3 separate regions of the Mus musculus genome follow, and regions 2 and 3 are each linked to region 1. The links are chromatin loops, found by intact Hi-C in ENCODE. Cell type or tissue: heart. All regions are shown on one strand.

Evidence for each region. Hi-C counts contacts between places; a loop is a spot of excess contacts. Peaks named below come from ENCODE experiments on the same cell type or tissue, not always from the same donor. Only the 100,000 strongest peaks of a DNase experiment are listed, where the experiment ranks them.
Region 2: it touches region 1 in a loop (7-fold over the local background); 15 of 42 quality-filtered maps call a loop at or near these places.
Region 3: it touches region 1 in a loop (2.4-fold over the local background); 12 of 42 quality-filtered maps call a loop at or near these places.

Annotation. Positions count from the first base shown.
Region 1 is chr8:83,658,433-83,666,432 of GRCm38, reverse strand. Gipc1 (GIPC PDZ domain containing family, member 1) reads right to left here. Exons shown (of 7, transcript NM_018771.3): 2 at 5,153-5,474; 3 at 4,293-4,478; 4 at 4,018-4,198; 5 at 3,272-3,384; 6 at 2,432-2,513; 7 at 1,644-2,315. The coding sequence starts at 5,440. The coding sequence ends at 2,164. Among named protein-coding and RNA genes, the nearest start is that of Ptger1, 4.2 kb to the left of the region's middle. In heart, no CTCF peak of the experiment used is centred here; DNase peaks (open chromatin) are centred at 1,002, 3,962, 4,952, 5,232 and 2 weaker places; H3K4me3 peaks cover 1,341 bases; H3K27ac peaks cover 2,390 bases.
Region 2 is chr8:83,889,709-83,897,708 of GRCm38, reverse strand. It overlaps Gm26721 (predicted gene, 26721), which reads left to right. Exons shown (of 4, transcript NR_166528.1): 2 at 7,399-7,422; 3 at 7,693-7,801. It also overlaps the pseudogene Gm5355. Among named protein-coding and RNA genes, the nearest start is that of Gm26721, 6.0 kb to the left of the region's middle. In heart, CTCF peaks have their summits at 232, 1,626 (motif pointing right) and 3,574 (motif pointing right); DNase peaks (open chromatin) are centred at 328, 1,558 and 3,598; H3K4me3 peaks cover 671 bases; H3K27me3 peaks cover 4,299 bases.
Region 3 is chr8:83,709,836-83,717,835 of GRCm38, reverse strand. It overlaps Ddx39a (DEAD box helicase 39a), which reads right to left and starts at 2,659. Exons shown (of 11, transcript NM_197982.3): 1 at 2,499-2,659. In heart, a CTCF peak has its summit at 3,310 (motif pointing right); DNase peaks (open chromatin) are centred at 2,365 and 2,655; H3K4me3 peaks cover 2,586 bases; H3K27ac peaks cover 2,443 bases.

The DNA of each region.
Region 1 (8,000 bases):
GTTGTCCTCATTGGACTTGAGGGGTTGGGAGTTGCCTGGGTGTGATGGGAGCTAGCAATGCCTCCTACCCTTGCCTTTATGGTTGTCACAGTTGGGCAGAGGTGGGCAGCCTAGACCAGGGCAACAGGGAGTCATCCTAGGTGAAGAGAGGTGGCTAAATGACTCAGGGGAGCCAGGCTATCATCTGTATCCTGCCTTATGGGGAGGTAGGCAATTCATAGGGCACCCTGCATCCATAGCTATGTCTCACCTTCTGTCTTGAAAAGGGGCACACATGCAGCCACTGTCAGCTTAGTCATAATGGGGAGTAAACACTGGATAGCACTCACCATTGCTGACTGTAACATCTATCCCCCCTCCCCCATATGAAACTGATGCTTACCTCAGCACTGGGTGTAAATCTCACTGTCACTGTAAGTCTGTTCCCAGCCCCAGAGCACACCTCCTGATGTAGTCTCCCTTAAACCAATGCCCATGGACCCCGAGAACTTGTCCTGAGACACATAATCACATCTCTAAGGCCTGTTTATCCTGAATCCCCCCCCCCAAAAAAAAGAAAGAATACACCAGAGACCCATGCACACACTGAACACAGCTCCCTGAAACTCACTGCACCCAAGGCTTACCCACAATAATCACAGCTCTGGTTCAACCTGGCTACCAACCACCCACTACACATGGTCCCAGCTGCTCCCAGCAGACATGCGAGACCCCAGTATAGGACCTGGGCTACAATTCAGTGACAGAGCACATCCTTAGCATGTATGAAGCCCTGGGTTCTACTATCAGTACTGAAAATGGGCTTGTGATCAGGGATAGCAAGTAGCCATCTGCAGGGCTTCTGTCCTATATCCAGGATACCCATCTCCTGCCTGGTACCAGGGAACCAGTACCACTCAGCCTTCCTGCAGCATCTCTGCTGGGCTTACCCCAAACATTCCTATGGTTGCTGGAGAGAGACCTCTGGCCTGGTTCCCCTTGTTCCAATTGCCTCCCCTCTCCCCAAGTCTGGCCAGGGTCCCACCCCACCCTTTCCTTGATCTCCTTAAATCCTAGGATGAAATGGACTGTCAAAACAAGCTTGGCAGGTTTACATCTCTGTGAAGCACTGTGCCATGGATGCCTGTCCCCTGAGTACAACTAGGGTAACAGGGCAACAGGCCTTGCTGCCACACACGGGGGCTCTCACACAAGAGGAGCATATGTGAGGCCTGGGTGAGTGGGGAACCAGGTCTGAACCCCAAGCCAGCCAGAAACTCCAGCACTGCCTGGAAGCTTGACGGCCTCCAGCCAGGGGGAGGGGGCAGCAGGGCAGCCAATTCCTAATTCAATTTGGAATCCAGGAGATAGATTTCAGCTGCTGCATTCTTTCCCTGGCCACCCCTCCTTCCCCAGAGCCAAACAGCTCCCAGAGTAAAATCTCTATATCCAAGAGAGGGTGTGTGGACACAAAAGCCCACTGCCTCCCTCCCCCTCCCTCCTCATTGTCTAAAGACAAGGAACCGGGGTTCACAGCAGTGTCCACTCAAATGGGAGGTAACAGACCCCAACTGAGAGGGCTCCCCTCAGGTGGGAGATGCCCAAGGGAAGGCATTATTGCCATTCTGCATTTCTGGTGTCAAGAAAGCAGGGAGAGCAGGGAGTGGTGACGCACACCTTTAATCCCAGCACTGTGAATGCAGATGCAGGTGGATCTCTGTGAGTTCAAGGCCAGCCTGGTCTACAGAATGAGTTCCAGGACAGCCAGAGCTACATAGTGACTTTGTCTTGAAAATAAACAAAGCAAAAAAAGTAAAGTAGGGAGGTCATGACCCCAAAGAGAACTGAGGCCCAGGGGGACAGAAGGGGCAGTTGCCAGCTGATGGTGGGAAATGTTGGGGACAGAGGTGACTGCCCAGTGTGTTGGTCCCTCCCATGCGAGTACTCTATTGAGGTAGGTGGGGAACCCGGCAGGGGTTGGCCGGGGACCCCAACCAGGCTGGGCACCGTGGTGGTACTGATTGGAGTGGGGCCAGGACCACAGGGCATTTGCACCCCATGCCTTTCCCAGGCTGCTGATTTACGAGCCTCGGCTGTGTGCCCAGGTCCCGGCTGTGGCACCCCTCCTGGAAACCCCAGCCAGGCCAAGCCAGGTTATCTCAAGGTCCAGGTTCAGTTCCAGTCTTAGTAGCGGCCAACCTTGGCATCCCCGATAGCTCCCCAGACATCAAAGACAAATTCATCTGGGAATGCGAAGTCACCGAGCCGCTCATCCAGGGCTTCTGCCAGCTCGTCCGGGTTCCTTTTGTCCTTTCCCAGCTCCACCATGGTGGCAGCTGGAAAAGATGGAGGCACAGATGTCATGATGGGCAGAGGTGTAGGCTCAACTCAGCCTGGGTGAGACCTGGAAGCCCACTCCCACCTTGCAGGCATGGGTGGGTGCCCCACTCACCCAGCTCCGTGTCTCTGATCCCCATGTAGCTCTCTAGCAAGTCATCCACCTTCTCAATGGCCTTCTCCTCAAAGGCCGACGGCTGTGGAGGGCGGGGACAAGACAGCACAATAACGTCAACAGTACTGTGATAGGCACTGGATGCCCTAAGTGCTGGGGACGGCTCCCAGGGACTCAGCAACAGCTCTACCAGTGAGCTGCATCCCCAGCTCCTGGTTTTGTCGTTACTTATTTTATGTAGAGGACTGCTTTGGTTGCACATGTGTATGTGTACAAGTGTCTGCCTGGTGCCTGTGGAGGTCAGAACACTGGACCTCTGGAATTGGAGTTAACAGATGACTGTGAGCCACCCATTATGGGTACTTGGAACTGAACCTGGGTGATCTGCAAGAGTCACACGTGCTCTAAACTGCTAAGCCATCTCTTTAGTCCCCAACACCCAGAAATGATCATTCTCATATTGAGGCATATTCTAAGTTGCCCAAACTTTGAACATTAAATCTTAGTTTCCCAGGTAGCTAGGATTACATACGTACGTATCCACCCTGGGCTGGCTTTCATATATTTTCATCTAAGACCTTGGTGACAAGGTCTTACGGTTTGAGCTGCCCTTGAATGTGAATCTTCCTGCTTGAAACCCCATGTCTGGCAGTGCTTTTTGTTTGCATCATTAATGTCTGCTCTGACAAGAAGTTACCGACTCTTACTCTACAGGGAGGAGTCCCAAGGCTCGATGGGCCACGGTAGGTCTCAAAGTTGGGAAGAGTAGGTTTAAGCAGAGGTGTCCAGGGTCTTTCACATAATCAGAATGCTGTCACTGGCCAGGGGTGGCTCACTCACCAGATCCTCCACGGTGGCAGGGCCCCGGGATCGGAGACGGAGGGTCCCTCGGCCAGTGCCCAGTTGTGGGCCTGAACCAGGGTGGCCACCGGCTGAACGCTGGCTGATCATATCTGTGGGAGGTAAAGGTAGTGGGGAATTTCAGCATACAGCGAGTACAGTACTCAGGTACCTAGGCTTCACACAGCCACCTCTCGCCATCGCCAGGTTCTGTAGGCTCCTTGGGAGAGGGGCTGGGTTCCAGGAAGGCAGGACTTTGCATGGAGCGTGAGGGGCAGCTGGGGGTCATGCAGAAAGGCAGCTGGAGAGAGAATGGAGGGGAGCTTCTCTTTGAAGGATTGAGGGCTGAGAAGCGTGAGTATAGCTGCTGAATTCCAGATAAGCCCTTTCTACCCACACCAGGGGTGCCTCAGGCCCATTCCAGAGAGTTAGTGAAGCCAGGTAGAGACAGGGGCAGGGCACAGGAGCTGTACAAAGCAGCCAAGCCTCACCTCTCCAGGCTGAGGGGGCTGGCCAGGGTTGGGGGCACTTGGCTGGGCTAATGGCTCCTGGAAGTCGGGTGTGGGGACAACTTCCTTCAGGCTGGGCTGTCAGCCAGCACTTAGTTCTTGGGTAGGGTGGGGCTGTCCCCATTTTGCATTGCAGGCTCGGGCGCCACCTGCTGGTGGTTCCCAGGACTGCCACCTGTATTTCTTAAGAGCTCAAGGTCATCCCAGTGGGTGGTCCAGGGTGCAAGGATGGCTCACCAAAGGCCTTTCGAGGTTCTGTGAGTTTGAGGGTGAAGGTGCGGCCTCGGGGCAGCTCCTTGAGGAGCCTGGCAACCTCGTAATGCCGACAGCCCAGCAGGCTCTGCCCGTTGATGGCTTCAATCATGTCCCCCACGCTGATGAGCTGAATGTGGTCAATCACACTGCCTTCCTTGATGCGCTGTGGAGGGGCAGGCATCAACCCTGGAAGCTCCACTCTAGGTCCCATTACAGACCCTGGCCACTGACTAAGGGTGTGCCACCCACCCGGGCACCTTAATGAAGGCGTAGCCGGCCCCGTTGTCGGTGATGGTGAGCCCCAGAGCCTCCTCCGACTTGAACACTTCCACCTCTTTGCGCTGCCCCTTCACATGGGCAAAGATGAAGTCTTCCAGGCCGATCTGGCCCCCCAGGAGTTTGTCCATGTCCACTTTGTGGGTGTTGAGGGTGCAGAACATCACCTGCAGAGGTAGGGCAGGATGCTCATGCCTTCCTCCCTGGGTCTTCTTTCCCAACACATCCCTACCCTAGGGACTGGTGACACCCAGGGCCAAGGAGAGGTCCACATACTACGAGCAGGATTTCTGTCGTGGTAAAACTCAGAGCTAGCTTGATATACAGAGAGCACTTGATACCTACTGAGGAGTGAATGGACCCTAGACTCCCACCCAGCCTTCCTACCCGCCTCTACTTGAATCTCTGCCCCACTGTCGCCCTCCCACCCTGCGGCTTCTCAGCTTCGAGCTTGGAGTCATGCCTCCAGGGCATCATGGAGAAATAGAAGCTGCTCCTGACCTCCAGCTCCCAGTGTTTGGGGGCACAAGCCTCCTAATACCTTATGGAAACCCAGCTACCACGTGTCTGTCAGTCCTCCACAACCTACCAGGACACAGGCTACTTCAGACCTAATGGGCAATACAACCTCCGAGCCTCATAAGGCCTGTTGGGAACACACATCCCCAACCCCCACCTACTAGAGTACAAGCCTCTCAAGGCCTGGTAAGAACTCAGTATCCTCCGGTAGCCACGCCTCTCAGATTCAGCGGCTGCTGGCCTGCGAGGAACATGAGCCCTAGCTCATAGGAATACGTGGCCAGGCCTGTGGCTTGCTCTTAAGGGACCTTGGTCCTGATACCTCAGCAGCTGGTAGTCGGAAGGCCTCAGCGATCTTGCCGTACAGCTCCTTGACATTAGTGAAGCCCTCGATGCGGCCTGTGGGGCTGCCGTGGGCCAGCTGGGTATGGAACACGAGGCGAGGCCGGAGGGCAGCAGGAGGTGGGGGCAAGCCCATCTGGGATTCTCCTGCTGCGCTCCCACCCAGGGGCCCAGGCTCCCCAACACCCAGCCCACTCCGGCTTGGCTCCGCCTCCTCATTTTCCACCAGAGGCGGTGCTTTCTTCCTTCGCCCCAGTCCCAGTGGCATGAGCAGCCAGAAGTGGGGACTCTGGCTGGGAGACCTGCAGAAAGGGAACCGGGCTTCATTCTCTGAGTGCCACCCATCACCACCACATGGTATCAACATCAACTAACATGGTTGTGCTTTGCAGAGCAGGGTTCCTTAACCCGGGGGTCTGGTGCAGGCTGGTCAGGTGCTCTATCACTGAGCATCATGTAGCTGTTGAGAATCCCGCTCCCGAGCACGGGTGCCAGGATACCTCCAGAACACTGCCGCCTGAATCAAGCTGTGCTGAACTTGCATTCTGCTGAGGCTTGCACCGCCCCTGATTGGCTGGCACTGTCCACGGAGCTGCAGCTTCTCCCATACACTGGAGTAAGCTCTACACTCTTAAAGCTATGAAAACTAGCTCCTCTGTGTTGTTTAAAGACTAACAACAAAAGATTCTGTCCATGTTCAGCATAGGCACAGGGCTCTCCCCGAATCAACCACTTCTCCCTCCCTCCCGGGTTTGGTTTTGGCTTTGTACATGTGGACCCACATACCTAGACTGCTTCTTACTTTTTTATTTTGAGTAGTTATCTCTTAGTTGCTCAGGCTACCCGTGAACTTGCAGTCCTCCTGCCTCAGACCTCAGAGTCGATGCGATTACAGGAATAGAGCAGCCCATCTGCCTTGCCCAAGTATTTTCTGTGTATAGTGGATTCCATCTGGGCACCCAGAGCTGATGTGAAGCTAGAGAGCTGACTCTAGAGACAGCCCAGATGCTGGGGCGCAGCTCATGGGTGGAGCACGTGCTAATGACGACCAGGTTTCATCCCAGCATCACACTGCACAGCTATAATCCCCACAGAGATACCTATTTACAAGCCCACACTACTGGCTGTGACCTCATTCAATCCTCATTCCCATGAGGTCCCTGAGGCGTCCAGCTCTGACCACACCTGCTGCGCACTCCCTGAAGGGAGGATAAGGCACTGGCACTGTCCTTTGCTTTCCATGTCTCTGAAAAAGGCTCTCAATTTGTAGTCCAGGCTGGCCCAGAACTCACAAACTCCTGCCTCGGCTTCTCAAATGCTGAGAAGACAGATGGAAACACCACACCCAGCTTCTTTTCATTTTTTCTATCGGCTTCCTTCATTAATGCTATGTGCAAAAAACCTGAGTTTGGATCTGGTTTATGTAAGAAAGCAGATGTGGCCGGGCGTGGTGGCGCACACCTTTAATCCCAGCACTCGGAAGGCAGAGGCAGGGGGATTTCTGAGTTCGAGGCCAGCCTGGTTTACAGAGTGAGTTCCAGGACAGCCAGGGCTACACAGAGAAACCCTGTCTCGAAAAAACAAACAAACAAACAAGGAAAACAGATGTGGTAAGATGCGCTTGTAATCCCAGAGCTGGAGAGAAAAAGAATCCCTAGGGTTCAATGCCAACCTAGCCTACTTAGTGAGTTCCAGGCCATTGAGAAACCCTGTCTCAAAAAACAAGGAGGGAGGCTAGCAAGATGGCTTGTGGGTAAAGGTAATTTACTATCACCCCTGCATGCCTGAGTTTGAGTACCTGGGCTCACGTGGAAGGGGAGAGCCTATAGTTGTCATCTGACCTTTACCTGTGCACTGGGCTATGTGTACCTACACACAAAGACATGTGCACACAAAACAAACACATGCAATAATACTACTACTACTAATAAAACCAAAGTGGACAGCTCCTGAGGAGGGACACCTGAAGTTGTCCTCCAGCCTCCATAGACATTTGCACCTGCACAGGTGTCACACACACACACAAAGAGAGAGAGAGAGAGAGAGAGAGAGAGAGAGAGAGAGAGAAACAAAACCCTTCTGAGTCTCTCCTTCAAAGCAGAGTGCATGGTCCCTGTCACGCCCCTTGGGACAGGGCTGGCAGATGACTGGTTCTGCCCCTGAGTTGTAGCAGAAAGAGGCATGTGACACATCCTCATAGAAACATTTAATTACTGGGGTAAGATCCTCCCTACACAGAGGGATCAGCGATGGCTGGCTGTGGTGATGTCCTCGGGCTCCTTAGTAACTGAAGCTGTGGTGGTCTACAAGAGAATGCCTCATAGACTCACAGATGTGAATGCCTGGTTCCTGCTTAATAGACTGTCTGGAGAAATGTGTCATTAGAGGGTGGGTTTTGAGGTGTCAAAAGCCCACCCCAGGCCTGCCAGTCAGTCAGTCAGTCAGTCTGTCTGTCTCTACTTGACGCCTCTGAATAAAATGTAAGCTCTCAGCTGCTGCTCCAGCACCCTGCTTGGCACTTCCAGGCCTGCCTGCCCTTATGGTTCCAAGCCAGCCAGAGCTACGAAGAGAAAGCCTGTCCCCGGCCTCCAGCACCCACCAAAAAAGCGCGTGTGTGCTCCTGTGACAGAGGCTAAAGGAAGCAGTGGTGTCCCCAGTTGCTCTCCCCCTTAGTCCTTTGAGGCAGGCAGGGCCTCTCAATGATCCCCCTGCCGCCCCCCCCCCCCCGCCTTGGGCTAGCCCCGGCAATGCTGGTCCTCACCAGAGCAGCAGCACTGGTCTCTGAGCTGCTCCTCTTTTTTTTCTCTCTCCCTCCATCTAGCAAGCAA
Region 2 (8,000 bases), 230 kb before region 1:
GGAGTCCTTTAGCTACTAGCTTCCTTTCTCCAGCAGCCCACCCATCTCTTCTGCAAAAGCAATCCAGGAGATAGTTTGAACTAGCACGCTCCATTATGAAGAAAAGTCGTGATATATATATTTTTTAAGGACCAAGGCTCAGTTTGGAAAAATCCTAGCAGGATGTCCCCTCCCCCTCCCGCTTTCCAAAACCCTTCTCTCCCCCAATTCTGGTGGCCGGTGGTGCGCCCCTGGTGGCGGCCGAATTGGCTTGCCAGCCTCCATCCTAACCGTGGCTCTTGGGTTCTTGGGCAGAGGGCTCAGAAGGCAAAGGATGCAGGGAGGTTGTGAACACGAAGAGTCACCCGCACACCCCGGACTCTGCCTGCGCAGTCGCAGTGGAGGCTGCGCCGGCAGCCGGGCTCCGGGAACCAAAGCGTGCACGCGCGCGCGCAGACTCGCCCGCTGCGGGTACCTCTAACCCTCTACTCCTTAGAGGTACCCGAGGCCTGGATAGGGTGCAGTTCACTCTAGCATCCTGCCTTTCACGTTGGGACCTTATGCAGAGTGACCACGTCGTTCCTTGGCATTACATTCTGTACACCTGGTCCCATTAGATCCTTATGCACAGGCTGTCCTGCGTCTTGGGTTACCCTAAGTCTATAGGCACGACACCCCATCTTTTGAGCACCGTGTACTTGAGGACACCGATGTGCAGAGTGTCTGGGCATGAAGATACCCAATGTTCTGCATCATTGTGATCCCATAGCCTGAGCATCTAGCATGTTGGACACCTCATTCCAAGACATAATGGTACCCTTCTGGGCTCTCAGTGTGTGGGGCCTACGGTCTCTGGCTCAGTAAACCCTTGTTTCTAGGGTTCCAAATTTGTCTCAGCCCAACTCCTTCCAGGAGATGCCTGCTGCACCTGCAAGATCGATGTGACCTGTCGAGGGAGCTGGATGATTGGGGTTTGTGCACTCTTGCGGTCCCTGGGGGCTTCCTGTACTGGATCCCTTGAGCAATTTCTGAGCTCCTTCCAGTACCACACTCAGAACCCACTCAAGTGAACAGTGAGATAAAGGCCTCACTGAGCGCTGGACATCGTGAGCATACCTTTAACTCCAAAACTCAGTTCGATGGCAGTGAACAAATTATCTCCTCTGGGACTGACATTCTAATTGGTGAAACAAACAAATACTACAAGGTCCTGCAAATGCATAAACGATGCCACCAAGACACAAGTGTCACCAAGGAAAGGAAATAAAATGAACCCAGAAATGGTGGCAGGCTTTGCAATGTAGGAGTGGGACAGAAGACTGCATTCACGGTAGACTCTCATAGCTTCAGCGCTACGCTCTTTAGTTGGGGGAGGTCCCTGGAGGTCTCTCCAGGAAGATGGGGTTTGAATAAAGAGCTGAGAAAAGGGAGGAGCCTCAGGGTTGGGGAGGGAATATGAGGAAGGTCCTGCCAGGCAGATTGAACAGCCTTTTCCAGGGTCCAGAGGCAGGAGCATTGAGCAGATCAGTGAAGGCCCCTTCAGATGAGAGGGAGGAGGTACTGAGTACGTTGGCTTAGTGGGCCATGAGACAGAAACTATGGGAAGGAAGGGCGAGAAGGAACTCAAGTGTGCACAGGTCCTAATGGCCACTAGGGGGAGAGTGTGGGGTAGAGAGCAAATGCCAGAGACTGCTGATAACGGATAGTGTGCTGGTGGAGGATAGCAATGGAGATGGGGAGGAAGATGTGAGGGGCTAAGATGTGCTTCTGCAGTAGGGCACCTGCCTAAGATCCCTCCGTGAGGATTGAGGAATGTCAGTCAATCTTAGAGCGCTGGCTCAGAATCTGCTCTTGGGAGGAGCTGGTAGGGCTCTTGCCAGGGTCTATCGAAGGCCATGTTCCAATCCCCAGCACAGCAAGGAAGTGGAGTGAGGACAGATGCAGGGTAGCTGAGCATCAGAAGGAGTGGGGATATTTGGAGGTTAGCTGTAATATTTACATTTGACCCACCAACTAGCAAGCACTAAAGCAAGTCAGCCCTGGGGGCATGGCCCAGGTGTGAGAAGACCCCCTTCTCCATCTCACAGAAGGACAGTCGAGGTTCCAGATCTCACAGAGCAATTACAGAACTGGAGTCAAAACTGGACAAGGAGGCACATTCTGTAATCTCAGCGTTCTGGAGGCTGAGGTAGAAGTGCCCTGAGTTTGAAGTCATGTAGTATGATAGTATATGACTCCGTTGGTGTGAAATATCAAAAGAATAGAGACAGGAAATGGTGGTCCGAGACTGGGAGAGAGAGGGCAGTGGTGGATAATAGGGTTTCCTATGGCGGGGGTGTGAGACTGGTAGACATGTCGTGGACCTAGACACGTGCCCTGGGCTGTCCGTCCTGGAGTGTTGAGCACTTACTTTTACATAATAATATTTTAGCCTCGGTTTTTAAAAATAATGTGCGTGGAACAGCAAAATGGCTCAGCAAGTAAAGGCATTTGCTACCAAACATGATGATCTGAGTTCGATTCCTGGAACTCACATAGCAGAAAGAGAGAACTGACTCTCACACGTTGTCCTCTGAGCTATACCCACACTCATGCACACATGCAGTGTGCACACACACACTAAATATATATTTAAAAAGTTATAGGGGTGACTTGAGAGAGCTGGGGAGTCGGAAGCTGACCATCAGACGAGAGGTTGGTGAGTGAAGGCATAGGACACAAGGGAAGGAAGAGTGGCTGGGTTTAGAGTATGCTGTAGAGACACTCCTTAACCCTTGCACCTCCACGTGCCTAGCACCCCGACCTTCGCATTCCTCTCCACAGTACTGCCCACCTTAGAGTGTTCTTGTCTGTCGTGCATGTCCTCTGCTGCCGGCACTCGTGTTGAAAGCTTGGTCCCAGCTTGGCACTGTTGGGAGTCAGTACATACACCTTTGGGAGTTGGAGCTTTATAGAGGTCTTTGAATCACAAAGTGCCTTAGTTATTTTCTGTTGCTGTAATACAACATCATGGCTAAGGCACTTAGAAAAGAAGGAGTTTATTTGGGGTTTACAGTTTCAGAGGGTCAGAACCCATGACCACCATGGTGGGGAACATGGCAGCCATTGGGCAAGCAAGGTGCTGGAGCAGTAGCTGAGAACTCACATCTATGACACAGGCTCAAGGCAGAGCCAGCTAACTGGGAATGGTGTAGATTTTAAACCCCAAAGCCCACCCTCATGACACACCCCCTCCAACAAGACCACGCCTTCTAACCCTTCCCAAACAGTTCCACTAAGTGTTCAAGACCAAGTGTTCAAACATATGAGCTTCTGGGGGCTATTCTCATTCAAACCACCACACTGAGGGTGACTGAAGAAAACTGTGAGGGTCTCCTCCCTTCCCATCTCCCCCTTTTACTTCCTGTTTAGGAACTGAATGGTGTGTTCTTCACATCTACTACCAAGAAAGATATGTTGCCTTTCTGCAGGCTATATGATTATGGAGGGAACCTCCAAAACTTTGGGCCAAAGATATGTCTTTGGGGCTGATGTGCTACCAGGAACCCAGTCGGTCCCGTTAAAATAAACCGTGGTTCTTTCCCCAGCCACTAGGGGCCGCTGTCCTACTGTTCTGTGACTGCAGGTGAGCCAGCTCGTCCCTTCTCCCCAGGTGTGCAGGAGGCACAGCTACCTCCCCAGCCTGGAGAAGGGGAAAGCTGAGGTCTGATGGGCTGGAGGGAAGGAGAATGCAGAGAGTGCCTGAGATGGGGACTGGGGGAAGAAAAAAGTGTGTGGGGACAGGGGTGGGGAGGAGGTGAGACAGGACTGGCAGTGTTGTAGAGACTGGCAGGAGGGAGCAGTGGTATAGGAGTAGAAAGGAGTTTGGAAGATGCCACCCCAGACATACTTATGAGTGAGATCAAGAGATAGATGAGTAGATAAAAAGGAAGAAGGGTCCTTAAGAGATCCTGAATGCTTACTGGTGATGGTTTGGCTGATGCCTGGAGCAAGCTGAGTTGACTGGGGTGTAGGACTGGTCTGTAAGATGGTGAGCATCACCAGGGAAGCTGATAGGAAGGAAGTGGGGGAGGGAGGGAGAAGGGCGAGAGAAAGCTCGAGCTGGAGCTAGTGAGCATTCATTGGATGGTAGGAAACGTTAGAGAACCCCAGGGAGCCAAGGCAAAGGTGGAAGGTGAAGGTCAGGGAGAGCCTTGGAGAGGACACTGGGGCCTCCTCAAGCAGAGGCTGCCTCAGCAGTGTGAATGATGGGGAGGCTGGCAGACTGAAGATGGAAGTAGGCAGCAGGGAGTGGTGGGGTCTGAGGCCCTGTGGAAGGGCCAGATGGGACTGAAGGGGTCCTGTGTGTGAGAAAGAGAGATCTGAGGATAGAGAGAGATTGGGAAAGGACAGAAAAGACAAGAGTGGTTTCCAGGGAGGTGGGGCAGTAGCTGGGGGTGGGGGGAGGTATGGGCAGTTCCTAATCTCAAGTAGGCCTGCTGAAGTGACAAAGCCAGTACCGACCCAGGGCTGAAGACAGGCAGTGGGGTAGGAGGGAGCCAGTGGGGACAGAGGGCAACAGCTCAGAGAACTGCAGTCACGCCTCTCTCCCTCTCACTGAAGCTCAGTTTCTACAACCCCAACGGGAGCTGCTCTGTTGAAACAGTAGATCCTGCAGAAGCCAGAACCCAGCGTGGCTGTGTGGGTTCTCCTTTCCTTACCAAAGCCCATGTCTGATTTATAGAGAGACCTTGGGTTCTGTTTTTTTGGGCTTGTGGAGAGGCAGGGAGACGTGTGCCTGTGTAAAGCCAACCGTGCCAGGGCTGAGAAGTGAGAACACACTGAACGGGCTTCCCCCACCCCATAGCCCTCCGTTTTCAAGGGTTCTGCCATCTTGTAGCTCTATGAGACTCTGACTGTGCACACACCTCCGGTGCTCATGCCTTGTCCACCTGGTGGCACTATGTTGGAAGGTTCTGGCAACTTTGGGAGGTGAGGCTTAGCTTGAAAAGTGAGATCACCAACTACTTGTCTTTCCCCAGACCTAGTTTTTCCCTGCTTCCTGTTTGCTCTGCTGCGAGCACTTCTGTCTCAGTCTTCCGCCTCAGTCTCTCATGCTGAGGCATCCTGCTTGGGAGCACACAGCTTAGTAAACACGGAGGGAGTCTCACGAAACCATGAGCCAAATAGATCTTCCGACCCTAACGTTGTTCTCTCAGGACTTTGGTCATAGTAATGACAGACTAAGGAAAGCGCCAAGGTGAGAACCAAGCTTTTAACACACGGGTCCTTGGTGGGAGCACTCCAGATCTGATCTGTAGTTTGTAAAATAAAAATCCCCCAGCCTCAGATCTACTGAGCAAAATTGCTGTCATGAAACAAACAGCTCCACCACTGGACTAATTAACAGTGGGGACACATTGTGTGCCTCCTTCCCTGGGACATTTCGAAGTCCTCCACCAGGCTGTGCATGTTGCCAAGGTCCGCCCCCAGCTTTCTCCTGGCCCAGGGCTTCCAGCTGCCGGTGGAGGTTGTTGCTACAGCTCTCAAACATGTTGTCCATGTTGCTCCTCAATGTCTGCTGCTGCTGCAACTGGCTCCATTTGGTCTCCAGCATCTTGTTCGGCTGCTCCAGGAAGTGTAAGTTGTCAGTGAAGGAGGTGAACTTGTTCAGGGATTTAATCTGCTCCTTCTCCTGAGTGCACACAGCCTGGGTGTTGGGGTCCACCTCCAGCTTCAAGGGGCTCAGCAGGCTCTGGTTCACCATGACCACTGTGATGTGTCGACGGCAGCCCCGCCAAAGCCACCCAGATCAGCGCTGGTAGCCAGGCTTCCCCGGAAGCTGCTGCTGCTGCCCACCTGGGAAAAGCTGGAAGAGCTGATGTGGGCACCGGGTCCACTCATGAATGAGCGGCTGCTGAAGGCCCGGGGACTGGAGGTGAACATCTTGTAGAATTTCTGAGTCACCCTGATGGCCATGGTGAAGTCTGGAGTGAAGGCAGTGAGCTGAAGACAGAGGTTTGAGAGCATTAAGGACAGAAGCAACCCAGACATGGTGCTGTCCTCAGGGTTCCATAAACACAGCATTGTGGGTGTTTGTAGCTGATAAGTCTAGAGAGAGACTTGCCCAGTGCATTGTGGGGCAGGAGCAGCACCCTTCCTTGCCACCTGCTAAATGCCAGGAGCATAATCCTAGTTATGACAAAGATCTTTTAGGGGTGGAGGCAAAAATACTCTCAGAGGAGAGATTTGGGCAAGTGAGACTCTTTATAGACTATTCACTACAACACAGACTTCTGGGATTTTGAACAGTCCCTATCTTGTGGTGATTTGTGTAGAATACGGGTTAAAAAAATTAGAGGGACTGAAGTCATAGTTTAGTTGTTAAAGTATTTGCCCCATGGTTGTAAGGGCCTGAGTTCAATACCTCACACCTGTGAGAAGCTAGCCAGCAGTGTCTGCCTGTAATCGCTGCCCTGGAGAGCTACAGCAGTCTCCCTGGGATTGACTGGCTAGCCAGCCTCGCCTAGTTGTTGCGCTGACTCAGATGTACATTTGCAGAGTCTCTGTCTCAAAACTTAAGGTGGAGGGTTGGCAAGATAGCTCAGCAGTAAAAGCTCTTGCTGCTAAGCCTGAAGAGAGACCTGGGTTCCATACCCAGACCCCACATAGCAGAAGGAGAGAGTCTACTCCGGAAAGTTGTCCTCTGTCTTTCACAGGTCGTATATATATGTGCACGTGTGTGCGTGCATGCATGTATGCGTGCAGAGACACATACCTGAAAAATGTAATGACATTCTAAATTAAATGATAAGTGGACAGTAATTGGGGACAATATATAATATATACTTCTGGTCCCCCAACATAAATAAACTCACACAGGAAACTTACAGACTTCTTCTTGCTCATAACCAGAATCTACCACTGAGGGACTGGGGGCATGGCTCAGGCCTTGTCCAGAGACCTCCTGAGGGCTGCTTCAGGTGCCATCCAGCGGGAGGGTACTTGCCTAAGGTCCTTCGCTCTAGAGTCCACAGCTAGGAAAGGGGGCCCAGAGCCAGGGTTCCTCTGTTCTGGGCAATCAGTGCACTTGCCTGACGTCATGTGGCCTTGGGTTCCATCCCCAGCATCAGAAATACAAAAGCAAGATGCATGTGACTCGGATCACAAGAGTCAACCTGCCACAGAGTCACTCCTCAAAATGCTAGAAGTGAGAGAAGCCAGACCCCACGCCGCTGGGTGTTTGGGTCTCTGTGTGAAGTGTTTAGAGCAGATGGACCTCAGAGGGACAAGAGAGTAGACCAGAGGCTGCAAGGGACTGGAGCAAAAGAAGGGAAGAAATGACTGATTTGAGGTAAAGAGAGTGTTCTAGAATGGAGACAATAGTCACACAACTCTTGAATGTACTGAGCTGCACTTCTGTTTTCTCTTTGGTACTAGGGCTGCAACCAAGGCTTTGCATAGGTAAGTCCCCAAATACTGACCCCAGGCTAGCCCAGCCTAGTCCTTGACTTGCCTTGCTATTATTTTGCTTATTTATTTTGTCTTTCATGTGTGTGAATATTACATCCCCGCTCCCCTCTCTCCGTACACATCTCTTTGAGAGATTCATGACTTTTGTTTTGTGAGCCACTGAATTTCAGCAGGCCATCTGTGTGACCCTGGGTTTGGTGCTACCTGTGGGGCCTGGAGTGCTCAACAGTGAGTATAGTTTTGTTTTCTTTGTTTCTTTAGATGCTACTGTCTCATTCTGCAGCAGTCTGGCCTGGAACTACAGAACCCAGGCTGGACTCAAATTAATGGCAATTCTCCTGCCTCAGCCTCCTGAATTCTAGGACATCAGGTAACACAAACCTTTACTGCTTGACTAAACAGTACATTTCTACAGTACATAAATTACCAAGCTTGGGCATTTTCTTATAGCAACAGGAGCATACAACAGCAGTGACAGCCCGCCATAGGTGTCAAGATGTGGTGTTTTTCCTTTTGTGGGAGAAGTGGCTGCCATCGGCCTGCCCTAGGAGTCCAGGCTCCCTGAAGTT
Region 3 (8,000 bases), 51 kb before region 1:
AACCTTCTGGATGAACTAGAGAAATGGCTAATTGATTAAAAGTACATGATCACATGATCTTTCTTTCAGAGCACAGGTTCAATTCCCAACATCCACATGAAGGTCGACAACTGTCTATAACCCCGGTTCCAAAGAGACCCAATGTCCTCTTCTGACCTTCCGACCAAACATGCACTCTGAATATAAATGCATTCAGACAAAACACTTCTATAAAACAAAATCAGTAAATTTAAAAAACCCCTGGGCCTGGGGTGTGGCTCACCAATAAATGCCTAGCATGTGAGAAAACCCTGAACTCCATCCCCCAAACCACAAAGTAGCCTGCTGCCCACAACCATCGCCTGCCTAACTCCCAGACAGTTACTCTGCCAAGAAGCGTCTGCAGACTAGCCTTTTCTGGGCATTTTCTATAAATAGGTTCAGACAGCATCACCTGGCCTTTTACTTTGATTCCTTCACTCTACCATTCTCAACACCCACCCAGAATGGGAATAAATGCTGAATTCCTTTTTATAGCCAAATATAAGATCATGTGAATTGAACCCCAGTGCTCTGAAAGAATGAAAGAACATGTGCTCTTAATCAATCAGCCATCTCTCTAACCCATCCAGAGGTTTTCTTTTTGAAAGGTGGTGAAGCATATTCAAGTTGATTGTGCTGATGCCACAGCATGTAAGAATATCACGGGTGTCATTTTTGGGTTACATTGTTTTGTCTGGATCACACCAACAGCCTCCTCAGTGTCCACTGATCCCTATGCTACACAACTCCCACAGCAGGCAGAGGGAGCCTACTCCAGCTACATCACACCTGGCTGTCACTGTGCTGTACGAGTCCCCCACATCCACACACCCCTACACATACACAAGTGAAAATGCTTAGGTATCAGTCCTTAAAGCACTAGACCCCAGCAAAGGTTTAAAGCAGAGACAGCTAGGAGAGGAGAGCTGAGCAGGCCCAGGGCCTGTGTTGTGTACTTCAGTTGCTAACTAGGCTTGGAGTTGAGTGATTCAGTAAGAATTTGCTCAAGATGGAGTGGAAGATAAGAGCAACAGCAGGGAGAAACTAATTCACTGAAAGGGAATTAGCTGGGTGGGGTACTGAAGTCGAGAAGATGAGTCACCAAAGAGCTCAAAGCCAGTCCTGGGGAGAAAAGAATCACACATCTCTGGGTTCAAACACCTGAATGACCAAGATGTACCTATTTCTATTTGAAACTGAGTCTCATGCAGGCCCTCAAACTTGTGTGTAGCCCAGACTAGCCTCGAATTCCAGATCCTCCTGCCTCCACTTCCCAAATGCTAGAATATATTAAAAATGAATTCTAAAAAATGCCTGAGACAGGGACAGACAGATCTCTAGTTCCAGGCTAGCCTGGGCTACACAGTGAGATCTTGTTTCAACAACAACCAAAAAACTTTTAAGTTCTAAGACTGGCTAGGCAAGGTGGCCAATGTGGCTTAAGAATTAATGATGCTTTCACACGACCTGAGTTAGGTTTCTCAGTTTACATCCTTCTAACTCCAGGGTCAGTACTTCCGGCCTCCTAGAGCACCTGCACACAGGTAGTCATTCAAATATTTACACCTAAATAAAAAACTTCAAGAACAACCTCGATTTCAGGAGAACCTATCTTCTGGCCTCTCATATGTGTACTCTGTCTTTAGGCAGTACTGCTTTAAAAACATTTATTGTGCTGGTGAAAGGATAAATGTGAAGCCGGGCTTAGTGGGACACGCCTTTAATACCAGACCTCCGGGGACTGAGCCAAGTGGACCTCAGTGAGTTCGAGCCCGACCTGGTCTTCAGAGAGAGAGTTCAAGGACGACCAGGATTATGTAAAGAGATCCTGTCTCAAGAATCTAGGCACACAAAAGGTTCCGGGAACTAGTTGAGGCGCAACTCGGAGCGTATGGCCCCCCACCCCCAATACGTCAGGCCTTGCTTCAACCAGGAAAATGAAACAAGTGAACCCAGACTGTCACAGACCTAAAGTTTCAACTATAGGTCCAGGCAGACCAGAGGCAACGGGCTGAACCGGCCTCACACCGGGAAAGCGACGCCGAGTGAATGGCCACGTTCCTAAGAGGCGCGACACTGGCCTTCCGCATCAGAGTCTGGAGAAGAATCTCCTGGGCGAGCGGCGGAACAAGACGGGAAGCCGGTGACTGCAGACTCGGGACGTCTGCCCAGATAGCCTGAGTCCTCTCGCCGTGACCGAAAACGCAGTGTGGATCCGCCCGGTCCCTCAATCCCACCACGGTACACATGGGGCCTCCGAGAGCCGCCATTCCCATCACCGTCCCCGGAAGCCGACCTACTAACGGCTGGCCCGCCCCTGGCGCATGCTCAATGGAGCCCAACGGCCGCCGGCTCGAGGTGCCTAACCGTCCCGCTGCTGTGCGCCCACTCCTCCCGCTGCACCGCGCCCCGCAGCTTCCCTTTCGGCGAACCCACAGCCCCGCACCGCGGCCCCGGCCTCGGGACCCGCCACTTACCTGCCGCCCGGTTCGCCTCCGCGAGCTGCAAAGAGAGCCACCCGTCCGGTTCTACGCCGCGACCCTGGACGCGCGCTACAGTGCTTCCTGCCTGGAGCCCAACTCGAGTCTCGCTCACTGGATAGCTGGCTTATCACTCAACAGAGGAAAGGATGATGGTTGGTTTATAAGGACGCTGTCGACCGGCTATTGGGCGTACCTAGACTCAGGTTCATTGGGCAGTCGTAAAGTAGGCGTGTCCAAAGGGGGAGTGGGCTAAGCGGCGGTTCCCGCCCAGTCACGTGAGATGAGTTAAGGGCCACAGTGGATACTGCCACTTTTAGCTGGCATCCGCACGTTAATTGCGCGTGTATGTGCCCCAGCTTTTTAAAGTGTCCTTGCCTGCCTAGCTTAGAAGCCCTGACTCTTTTGTTTGGTTGTATCATTTCGAGACAGGGTTTCTCTGGGTAGCCCTGCTGTCATGGAACAACTCCATCTGTGACCAGGCTGTCCTCAAGAGATCTGCCTGCCTCTTCCTCCATGTGATTGAAGGTGTGAGTGCTGTGATTAAAAGCGTCCACCACCACGCCCAGCCCCCCTTTTTAAAAAGATTTATTTATTTTTGGTTTTCGAGACAGGGTTTCTCTGTGAAGCCCTAGCTGTCCTGGAACTCACTCTGTAGACCAGGCTGGCCTCGAACTCAGAAATCCGTCTGCCTCTGCCTCCCAAGTGCTGGGATTAAAGGCGTACACCACCAGGCCTGGCAAGATTTATTTATTATTACATCTTAGTACACTGTAGCTGTTCAGACAGCACCAGAAGAGGGCGTCAGATCTCATTACAGATGGTTGAGTCATGATGTGGTTGCTGGGATTTGAACTCAGGACCTGTGAAAGAACAGTCAGCGTTCTTAACCGCTGAGCCATCTCTCCAGCCCTTGTTTTTCTTACCCCTACATTGTACCACCACCAAAACAAAAATCCCAGGCCGTAAACTGAGCTCATAGTTCCAGAAAGCCAGCTCTTTGGGGATTGCAGAAGAAAAGCAGCTGCCTGACCCCAGATATCTGGTGATAGAAAAAGACCTTGTCTAAGGAAAACAGCTAACCCCCATTCTGCCCCTATGAAACCTTCTTCTCCCTTCCCCATCCTTAGCTATAAAATCCCCAGCCTGAAACACAATCTACATTGTCTAGATCATGGTACTGAGAGGCTACCTGCCAGATAAATAAACTCTAGATGTTAATGCTGTCTACACTCATCCTTTCTTTCCACAAACATAATTCTTTCTCTCTCTCTCTCTCTCTCTCTCTCTCTCTCTCTCTCTCTCTCTCTCAAAACAAAACAAAACAAAACAAACAAACAAACAAACAAACAAACAAAAACCAGTCAGAGTGGCACAGAACTTTAGTCCCAGTTCTCTAGAAGCAGAGAACTCTGCTTTCAACTAGCCTGGTCTACATAGGATAGTTAGAGGCAGGCAGAATTCTTTGAGTCCAAGGCCAGCCTTGTCTATACAGTAAAGTCCAGGATAGCCAGGGCTACAAAGAGAGACTCTGTTTCAAAACACAAACACAAAATGAACAAACAAACTGCCCACACATCTAGATTCCATCCCTGCAGAGCTGAAACCACTCTTAGTTATGACCATGGCAACTCATAAAAGAAAGCATCTAGTTGGGGGCTTGCTCACATTTCCAGAGACTCAGTCCCTTATCATCATGTGGGGAGCATGGTGGGACGAGTGGGAATGTCTTACTTTGTACACTGCTCTGTTGGCGTGTTTGTATCTGTGCAATGGAGATCAGCGAGCCCTGAAGAGCACACGCATGTCATTAAGGCTGGGCAGCAGCACCATCTCACTAGCCCTTTATTTTTATCTTTTGTTTATTGAGACAAGGTCTCACCACATAGCTCTGTCTGGCTTGGAAATCATGTAGATCAGGCTGACCTTAAACTCATATATACACCTGCCCCTGCCTTCCAAGTGCTGAAGTTAAAGGTATGTGCTACCTTACCCAACATACTTTATTTTATATCACTCAATTGCCAAGGCTACGCTGAAGTCACCATCTTCCTACCTCAGTCCTTCAGGTGCTGGGATGACAAGTGTCCCTTGCCCAGCTAGCTAGCTTTGTAATTAGCAGGGTCTCAGTGTTTCTAGTTTCCTTATTTGGTGTACTGAGGGTGGACTCAGGGCTGCCTGTGTGCCAGGCAAGCCCTCTGCCACTATCTACAGCTCCAGGCTTTGTTTTGGTATCATTTGTTTTAGGAGTTTGCTTTTTAGCCTTTTAAAAATATTATATATACGATCCTTTTGCCTGCAAGTATGCACGTGTACCACGTGTGTGCCTAGTAGCCCCAGAGGTCAGAAGATGCCATTGGATCCCCTGGAACTGGGGTTACAGACAATTGTGAGTTGTCATATGGGTACTGTAGTGGCTATTCCTGGTTGTCAACTTGACTATATTTGGAATGAACTACAATCCAGAATTGGAAGGCTCACCAGTGACCCTTATCTGGAGGCTTGGAGATAGAAGTTTCTGATCTGGATCTTGGTATGGAGATCTTGAGGCATAGTAGCTATGGACTCCAGAAGATTCAATCTCCGAGTTCAAGGTCATCTGGGATTAAAGGTGTGGTGGAACACACCTTTAATCTGGGCTACACCTTCTGCTGGAGACAATATAAGGACATTGGAAGAAAGGAGTCTTGCTCCTTTGCCTGCTTGCTGTGTGAGACTGAGTAACTGCTAGATCCTTGAACTTCCATTCACAGCTACTACTGAACCATTGTTGGGAATTGGGCTGCAGACTGTAAGTCATCAATAAATTCCTTTACTATATAGAGACTATCCATAAGTTCTGTGACTCTAGAGAACCCTGACTAATACAGGTACCAAACACAACAAAGCCTATAACCATTGAGCCAACTCCCCAGCCCTGGTTTTGCTTTCCTCCATCCCATCCCACCCCCAATCCCCACCCCCCAAGACAAGGTTTCTCTGTGTAGCCCTAGCTGTACGGGAACTCAGAAATCTGCTTAACTGCCTCTGCTTACCCAGCGAGATGGGATTAAAGGCATGAGCCACCACCACTGGCTATGGTTTTGGTTTTTTGAGATAGGGTTTCGTGTATCCCAGTCTGGTCTGAAACCTGTAATTCTCTGAAAAACTACATAAATGTAGGTATGGGTCCCATGACTGCTCCTCCACGGGGCTCGGCCGCTCTGGGAGGCAGGACACAGGAAGTGACTGTGCTTACCACACGATGTCACTGGGCAGGTGTTGGGCCATAGGGAAGCCCTGGAACACTGATATGGAGATGGGAAAACACAGTATGAGGTGCGGGACAGTTGGAGGTGGCTTGGGGGTCCCCAGGCCTGCAAGGGTGCCTGGGCCGTCTAGTTCTCAGGTTGTGGAAGAGCTGAGAATGGAGTACCCCACCCCCACCCCCAAGGCTGGATCTAGCCTGGGGCTGGGATGTGTGTGGGAGTGAGGGAATGGGAACTCTGGCTGGAGCTTGTCTTTGGCATGATAGTGGAGGCAGCCTTGAGCTTGGCTTGGTCGTGGTTGGGAGCACAGAGAGGCCTTTTACAGGAGAATAGAAAGCCCTATAGGTGAAGGCCTTCTCCATGACTCCCCACGGTGGATCCTGATGAAAAGAGGTAGTCCATGGTTTTAAAGTGTTTATTGTCATGGCAGAAAATGGATGAGTAAAACCGTACCCCACTTCTCCGGGTGGGCCTGAGGTTAGTACCTTTTGCAGGGAGGAGTGCCTGAGAAGGAGAGTTTATTGACTAAGCCTCCAGGCCTTTAGTACCTCATTAAAATGGAGACCTGTCTTGAGCTTACAGGACTACAGGTCACTTCCTCTACACTGTGGAGGGGCTTGGGGCATTGACCTTATTAGACTAATAGTCACAAATCTATGAGGGGCGAGGAGCTGCAGCTAGTGCCACAGGCCTGGTGCCAGGGAACAGGTGAAGTGCCTACCATCCCTTCAGGGTCTCCGGGGCTTCTAGCTTTAGCTCCACCTGGAACCAGGCTACCTTTCATGAGAATGGAGCCCTGGTAGTCATCTTCTGACTTCTACAGGTATGCTGTAGAATAGGTATGTCTGTGTTCATATATACACATAAATATACATATGCACATGCACATACATGCACAGATACACAGACACGCACACACATATTTATTGAGAGTTTTGATTTCTTTAAAAACCAAGTTATGGGGCTGGTGTGATGGCTCAGTGGGTAAGAGTACCTGACTGCTCTTCCAAAGGTCCAGTGTTCAAGTCCCAGCAACCACATGGTGGCTCACAACCATCCGTAACGAGATCTGACGCCCTCTTCTGGTGTGTCTGAAGACAGCTACAGTGTACTTACATATAATAAATAAATAAATCTTTAAAAAAAAAAACCAAGTTATGATATGTGAATATGTTTTTGTTTTAGTCCCGGTGTGGAAGGGACTGGAGTGCTCTGAGGCCACTGCTGTACACACAGTCCCTTCCTGCTGTTGTGTTTGCTGAGTTGCCAGTTTGTTAGATATTTTGAAGATAATGAATTGACTTGCCCCTAGGACCTGATGCCCCTAATCTGCAGGAAGTAGTCTAAAAGAGTTCTACATCTGCTCTCCCCTCTAACCTTTCTCTCCTACCTAGTGTTATGAGATTAGAAGGATAATAGATATGAGAACCCAATAAAAGGGGCCGGAGAGATGGCTTAGTGGTTAAGAGCACTGACTATTCTTACAGAGGACCTGGGTTCAATTCTCAGCATCCACATGGCAGCTCATACCTGTCTGTAAGTTTAGTTTCAGAGCTTCTGACACCCACATGCTGATAAAAGACCAATCACCATAAAAATAAAAATAATAAAAAACAATAAAATAGCTTTAAAAATACTCCAGCATGCACAGACGCCCCCAAACAGGGAATGAAACATTTCAGTCTCGAGGCCACATGCACTCAAGCTATCGGTGTTGAAACGCAGGCCTATGAGAGGCAGCTCTTGGCAAGCTGAGGCAAGAGAAGTTTAAATTCCAGATTAACCTGGGCTATACAGTGAGATCTTGTCTCCAAAAGTGCATTTGGTTTGATTGAATTAATAATTAACTCAGTCAGCAATAATGCATCGGTGTCGCATTAAGGAAAGAAATCAAAGCACTTCCTCTTGTGTCATTAAGTCAAGAGCAAGCCCTGATGTAAATTCCCTACCCTGCTCTCCTTGTCCTCTGCCATCCCTGTCTGTCTGTTGATTGAGCTGAATCTGCCTGCATGAAGGCTGTCCTATGAGCTGCCCCTGTTGTGTGTCCATAACAAAGAGCTTGACTCTCTCATTGAGCAGCTCAGAGAGCATCACAAGGGGAAGGAAGGAGGAATACCTCACAGAAATATTAACAGTTTTACACTATTAAGTCAGTAAATCCAACTGACACAGGTTAATGAAAAGTATTACAGGGGCTGGCAATATGGCTCAGCAGATAAGAACATTGACTGCTCTTCTGAAGGTCTTGAGT